Regions from separate parts of the Homo sapiens genome. Here region 1 is linked to region 2. A link is a contact called in ENCODE Hi-C or POLR2A ChIA-PET data. All regions are on one chromosome and are shown on one strand. The core of a region is the stretch at or near the end of the contact, and the rest is flanking DNA. Distances in the headings are between cores, read along the strand shown.

The links. A loop is a pair of places that touch in the nucleus more often than their neighbours do. ChIA-PET counts read pairs that join two places held with the same protein, here RNA polymerase II (POLR2A). Pooled maps may share reads with other maps.
Region 1: a loop to region 2 is called in a map of CD8-positive, alpha-beta T cell, with 4 times the contacts of the local background. The contact joins the promoter of ZFAND2B here to the promoter of TTLL4 in region 2. A Hi-C loop is called at or near these places in 2 of 168 maps with a recorded cell type or tissue (CD8-positive, alpha-beta T cell and naive thymus-derived CD4-positive, alpha-beta T cell), 4 of 37 single-sample maps with no recorded cell type and 13 of 50 pooled maps. POLR2A ChIA-PET finds 5 or more read pairs at or near these places in 2 of 52 experiments (HEK293T and Panc1).

Annotation. Positions count from the first base shown.
Region 1 is chr2:219,205,043-219,208,031 of GRCh38, forward strand. It overlaps ZFAND2B (zinc finger AN1-type containing 2B), which reads left to right and starts at 1,740. Exons shown (of 9, transcript NM_138802.3): 1 at 1,740-2,000; 2 at 2,285-2,379; 3 at 2,606-2,737; 4 at 2,845-2,989. The coding sequence starts at 1,946. RefSeq lists enhancers at 1,332-1,581, 2,699-2,989 and a silencer at 1,632-2,031.
Region 2 is chr2:218,709,169-218,712,236 of GRCh38, forward strand. TTLL4 (tubulin tyrosine ligase like 4) reads left to right here and starts at 1,667. Exons shown (of 20, transcript NM_014640.5): 1 at 1,667-1,869. LOC124907983 (a long non-coding RNA gene) reads right to left here and starts at 2,316. Exons shown (of 2, transcript XR_007088089.1): 1 at 2,052-2,316; 2 at 434-918. RefSeq lists an enhancer at 1,469-1,568 and silencers at 1,949-1,998, 2,009-2,058.

The DNA.
Region 1 (2,989 bases), core at 490-2,989, 500 kb after region 2:
CCTAGCGAGGTATTTCTGTATAGCAACATAAGAACAAATGACTACATTTGCACTTCAAGCATTCTGGCTCATGCTCAAAAATGAGATCCGAAGATTTTTATTTTTTGAGTTCCACAAGGCTTTGGTTATCTGAGCATTTGTAAAGTGGGAGTGGGGAGAGAGGCAGTGTTTATCTTTGTTTAGTCTGCTCCATACACGTTTCTCCAAACTGAAAGCCTACAATTCTTTCTATTTTTGTAGAGACAGGGTCTCACTATGTTGCCCAGGCTGGAACTCCTAGGCTCAAGCGATCCTCCTGCGTCAGCCTCCCAAAGTGCTGAAATTACAAGCGTCAGCCACCATGCCGGGACTGGAAGCCTACAATTCTAAATTGTACTGATGAATATAGAGAGGAAAAAAAATGAATAAACAAAATTCTTAGAACCAAATGATTATAATGAGACTGGGAAAAAATTATTTGAAATCTGACAGTTATATATTGAAACAAAATAAAAGCATTTATAAAGTCCTGGATGCAATTTAAAATAAAAAGAATATTGGCTGGGAGTGGTGGCTCATGCCTGTAATCCCAGCACTTTGGGAGGCCGAGGCGGGCAGATCACGAGGTCAGGAGTTCGAGACCAGCCTGGGCAACATGGTGAAACGCCGTCTCTAAAAATACAAAAATTAGCTGGACGCAGTGGTGTGCACCTGTAGTCCCAACTACTTGGGAGGCTGAGGCAGGAGAATCGCTTGAACCCGGGAAGCAGAGGTTGCAGTGAGCCGAGATCATGCCACTGCACTCCAGCCTGGGTGACAAGAGTGACACTGTGTCTCAAAAAAAAAAAAATTATATTGGTCAGGTGTGGTGGCTCACGTCTGTAATCCCAGCACTTTGGGAGGCCAAGGCAGGAGGATCACTTAAGGCCAGGAGTTCGAGACCAATCTGGGCAACAAAGAGAGACCCCTCCCCAACCCCATTTCTACAAAATTAAAAATTAGCTGAGCACGGTGGCTTGTGCCTGTAGTCCTGGCTACATTCAATAATTACTAAGAATATTCTAGGCTAGGGTTTTTCAGAGTGTGGTGCATGGCAATCTGTGTCAGAATTCCTTCAGGTGCTTCCTACTGAATTAGAAGCTCCAGGGCCCGGAAATCCGCATTTTAAACTAGCTCCGTAGGCGATTTGGATTCACACTAAAGACTGAGGACCACACTGTTCTAGGCACTGTTAGGTGCTGGGACCTAACACGAAACAAGGTAGACGTGGTTCCTGATTTCCCAGTATGCTCATATAGGGGTTGGTCGCATTAGTGATATGGGTGCTAGAATGGAAGAAGTAAGATCACATAGCAGGTGCGCCTAGTTCAGACTGAGGAGGGATCTGCAGCTCTAGAGACGTCTGTACTTCAGAGAAATACAGGAGCTGTCAGCTCGTGGAGGCGAAGGGCAGCCGTGGCCGTGAACAAAATGGCCAGGAGGAGGGCATCGTGTGTGAAGCGGGCTAAGGACCGAATTGTGAAAGACCCCAAACCACCCAGCCTTCCATCCCCCAAGATATCCGTCTTTGCCTTCGCTGGCCTTCCTCTGCGGAGCTACGCCCGCGCCCAGGGTGGCGGAGCCGCGCATCAACACCCTCTCGCCTCGGGACAGTCTTCCGACTCAGCCTTCTAGAGCAAGGCGAGGCGGGGCGGGGCTCAACCGAGGCCCTCCCCGGCTGCCCGGAGACTGCGCCGGACGCGCCAGCCCTGCGGGATGACGTCAGCGCGCCGCGCGCGCCGAGGGAGGAGCGGGCGCCGGGGGCCGGCTGGCGCGGGGGCTCCGGTAACCCGGGCTGGGCGGGGGAGAGGAAGGGGCGGGGCAGGGAGCCCGCCAGAGTGCGGGGTCGCGGTGCGGACTTCGAGCACGAGCCCTAAAGACGCTCAGCACTCGTCGCTTCTCCTAGCAGACCCTGCCCGGCTTGGCGATGGAGTTTCCGGACCTCGGCGCTCACTGTTCGGAGCCGAGCTGTCAGCGCTTGGGTGAGGGGCGGAGCGCGCGGGGGGCGGGGCCCAGCGGACAGGGACTTTGAACCGCAGGTTGGGAGGGAAGGGTGGGCTCCCAGGCTGGCAATGCCGGGGGGCGGGGCTTGAAGCTGGGGGGGGGTGGTCAGCGGCAGAGGGGGCGTGGCCAAGGAGGTAATGGGCTTGGGAAGGGGCGGTGTGTCGAAAATAGGGTGGCGTTTTCCTTCCCGAGTGGAAGACTTGAGTGAGAGAGAAGGACATCGAGGTCCCGCTGGACCTGCAATCCGACCAACTCTTTGCAGATTTTCTGCCGCTTAAGTGTGATGCCTGCTCAGGCATCTTCTGCGCAGACCATGTGGCCTACGCCCAGCATCACTGTGGATCTGCTTACCAAAAGGTGAGGGGGCGATCCTCAGGGTGAAAGCAGGCAGATGGAGAATGCGTGCAGAATCCCCCAAATCTGTGTCTCACGTTTCTTCTCCCTTTTGTCCTTCTGAGGCTGTCAGTGCTGGGAAACACTGTTTTTTTGCGTGTTTGTGGTGGGTCATATCCAAGTTCTTTCAGGACCAGAGATTTGTTGGACTGGAGTGGGCCACAGACTGACCCTTGCTCCTTGACTACAGGATATCCAGGTACCTGTGTGCCCTCTCTGTAATGTGCCTGTGCCTGTGGCCAGAGGGGAGCCCCCTGACCGTGCTGTGGGAGAGCACATTGACAGAGACTGTCGCTCTGATCCAGCACAGCAAAAACGTAAGGTAAACATTGTAGGGGTCAGCCACAACCCAGCTGGGACTACGGATGCCTGGAAACCCAAACAGCTAATCAGAGTCTCAGCAGAGACAACCTTCTCACTTCACCTCAGATCTTCACCAATAAGTGTGAACGCGCTGGCTGCCGGCAGCGAGAAATGATGAAACTGACCTGTGAACGCTGTAGCCGAAACTTCTGCATCAAGCACCGGCATCCACTGGACCATGATTGCTCTGGGGAGGGGCACCCAACCAGCC
Region 2 (3,068 bases), core at 417-2,916:
TGCACTCATTGCATTTGAATATATTTCTTTTTTTTTTCTCAAGAGGGAGTCTTGCTCTGTTGCCCAGGGTGGAATGCAGTGGCACAATCTTGGCTCACTGCAACTTCTGTCTCCTGGGTTCAAGCGATTCTCCTGTCTCAGCCTCCTGAGTAGCTGGGGGCTACAGGTGTGCACCACCATGCCTGGCTAATTTTTGTATTTTTTGTTGGAGACGGGGTTTCACCATGTTGCCCAGGCTGGTCTTGAACTCCTGACCTCAAGTGATCCTCAGAGTGTTGGGATTACAAGTGTGAGCCACTGTACCTGGCCAACATTTGAATATATTTCTTAAATCTCTTATAATCTAAAACATCTCTCCTCATTTTTATACCCTAAAATTGTTGAAGGAAGAAGAGGTCATTTATTCTGTACATTGGCTCACATTCTGGATTTGTTTGATTGCTTTCTTGTAGTGTTATACAGTTGTTTCTCTTTATTTCTTGTTAACTGGAAATTACAGCCAAAACTTGATTAGAGTCACTCAACTTTTTTTTTTACAAAAATACGCTATACTTCATAAATATTTCTGTTCAATTGCATCACATCAAGAAACAATGCTCAGCTGTCCCATGTTTCGTGATCTAAGATTGATTAGTACATGTAGGTTATCTTCAGTGTACATCCTTCAGTGTAAAATTCTCCCATAAATTATCTAATACTTTTAGCATCCATCAACGACTGTTGACTAAATAAGTTATTTATTGAGATCCTTCCTCTGGTCCAGACTGTTTTCATCAGATTAGTTTTATCTTTGTCCCCTTTATTTCTGTAGCCAATTGCCTAGGAAAGATCCTTTCATCTTCCAGCTTTCTTAGATCTCCAAATCTCTCAGGTCTACGGACATCTGAGGCAGGAGCGCGATCTGGCTTGCCTGGGGAGCTAACGAGATAAGGAATTGAGTCAGTATTTCCTAACGTTCACACTTGAAGCCCATAAAGCAGGCAGGTGGTTTTAATTTTGCCCCGCTGGGTGGGTTGGGGTTAGGGAAGGATGGGTTAGAGGGAGGCAGAGTGAATCGGGCAATCTCCCCTTTCCTGCGGTCAAACTCAAAGGCTTTTTCTAGAAATCCTTCAACTGAGCCTGGGCCCTTTGATTTTCAATTGAGGCAAGGCCAAAGAGTCCAGGCCAGGCGTGGGGGCTCCCGTTGTAATCCCAGCGACCAGGAGGCTGATGCAGGAGGATCACTTGAGGCCAAGAGTTTAAGACCAGTCTGGGTAACATAGTGAGACCCTGTCCTGAGAAAAAAAATTTAAAAATAGCCCAGCATGGTGGCGTGCCTGTAGTCCCAGCTACTCGGAAGGCTGGGGGCGGGCGGATCGCTTGAGCAGGAGTTCAAGTTCGCAGTGAGCTATGATCACGTCGCTGCACTCCAGCCTGGGCGACAGAGCGAGATTCTGTCTCTAAAAAAGAAAACAGTCCATAGGGAGTAGGTGGAATTAGAGTAGAAAGAGAGAGTCCTGGATGCTCCGAATGGAGCCTTTCAGAGCTTTAACCACGGGACTACATCTCCCAGAATTCCGCTCGCCGGATCCCACCGCACTGAAGGGACTGCGCGTGCGCGAGTCAGGTGACGACCCGCCCCTACAGGCCCCAGAACCCCCGAGATTCCCCGCGCTTGCCTCCCGCCCTCTTCTTCCAGACTCTCGGTCTGTCCGCTGGGGGCGCGCGCGGTGTGTGGCAGGCGGCAGCGGCGCTGGCGGCCGAGTGCGCTTGTCACGCGTGGCGGTGCGTGGTTGCTAGGGGCGCCTGAGGCTGCCGGGTAGCCCAGCAGGCCGAGGGAGGAAGTAGCGTGGAGCCGGTGCCGAGCCGGGGCGAAGCTGGATCCCCTAGGTGAGTGCGGCTGCGGAGCCAGGGGAGCCGACCCCAGACACTCCGCCGGTCCCACGCTCCCGACCTCCCTCTACCTGAGTCCTTTCGCGCGGGTCCCCAGCCCTCCGGCCACTCTCACCCTAGCCCCGCTTCCTCCCGCCACCTCTCATCCCCCGGGAGGCCAGGGAGCCGCGGCCTCCTACCCGGCCGGGACTTCGCGCCTCCTCGGAGCCCTTCTCCTCTCCGCCACGCCCCGCGAACTTAGTCGGCCTCGCCTCCGGGTGCCCGAACACTGCCTCATCCCCTAGTTATGGCCTCCGAGCTTCCTCTGTCCTGCCGCGCTGAGGTTTAAATTCCCTCTGGGTGTGAGCCCAAGCTCCTCGCAGGCTCCAGGGCCGAATTTAACATGGATATCTGCTTTTTCACTTCTCCATCCTCAGTATCTGTAGAAGAATACGTTCCTAAACTCCACAGATTCAAACAGGATCTGAGATCCTGTGGAATTTAATTCTTCATTCATCAATTCCTTTATTTAATCATTCACTAAACAATTTTTAGTAAACATTGACAAATATTTAATGAGCCTGGGTACAATGGGAGGGATTGAGGGGATAGAGTGGCTAATAGGACAAGCATGTTTTCACGGAATTTACAGTCTAGGAGATTATTAATCAAGTAAACGAGCATTTGCCATACTGTGGTGTGTGCTGTGATAGAACAGGAAATACTTAATCCGGACTTACTTAGAAAACGACATTATTGCCATTCCTCCTGGTCTTCACATTCCCATTCTGGATCTCGGAAATATTTTAATCCTTCCTTGATGAAATCTTCTTTGCTTTCTCAGATACTACAAATCACCTATTCTTTAACTGCAGCACCTGTTGATTTAGCATTTGGGGGACCCTTTGGGACAGTGTTCCATCCCATCCTTCTGTTTCTTGCACTGAATACTGAGACACTGTTTGCATTTAAACCACCCACTTTGTGCTCAGAAAGTTAGCAGCTACTTATATTGGACTGAATCAATCCTTGAAAAATTATCAAGTGTTTTCTGCGAATAGAGAGGTGGGAGGACATTCCAGATACACAGTGGCTTTAGGAAAGGGACAGCAAGTCCTGAAAAGAGAACTGGAAACAGTTTGACAGACCTGGGCTAGATTTGGAGGGAGCCATCCAGTAACAAATAGAAAGAGTGAAGTTAATAGGGGTTAGATCAC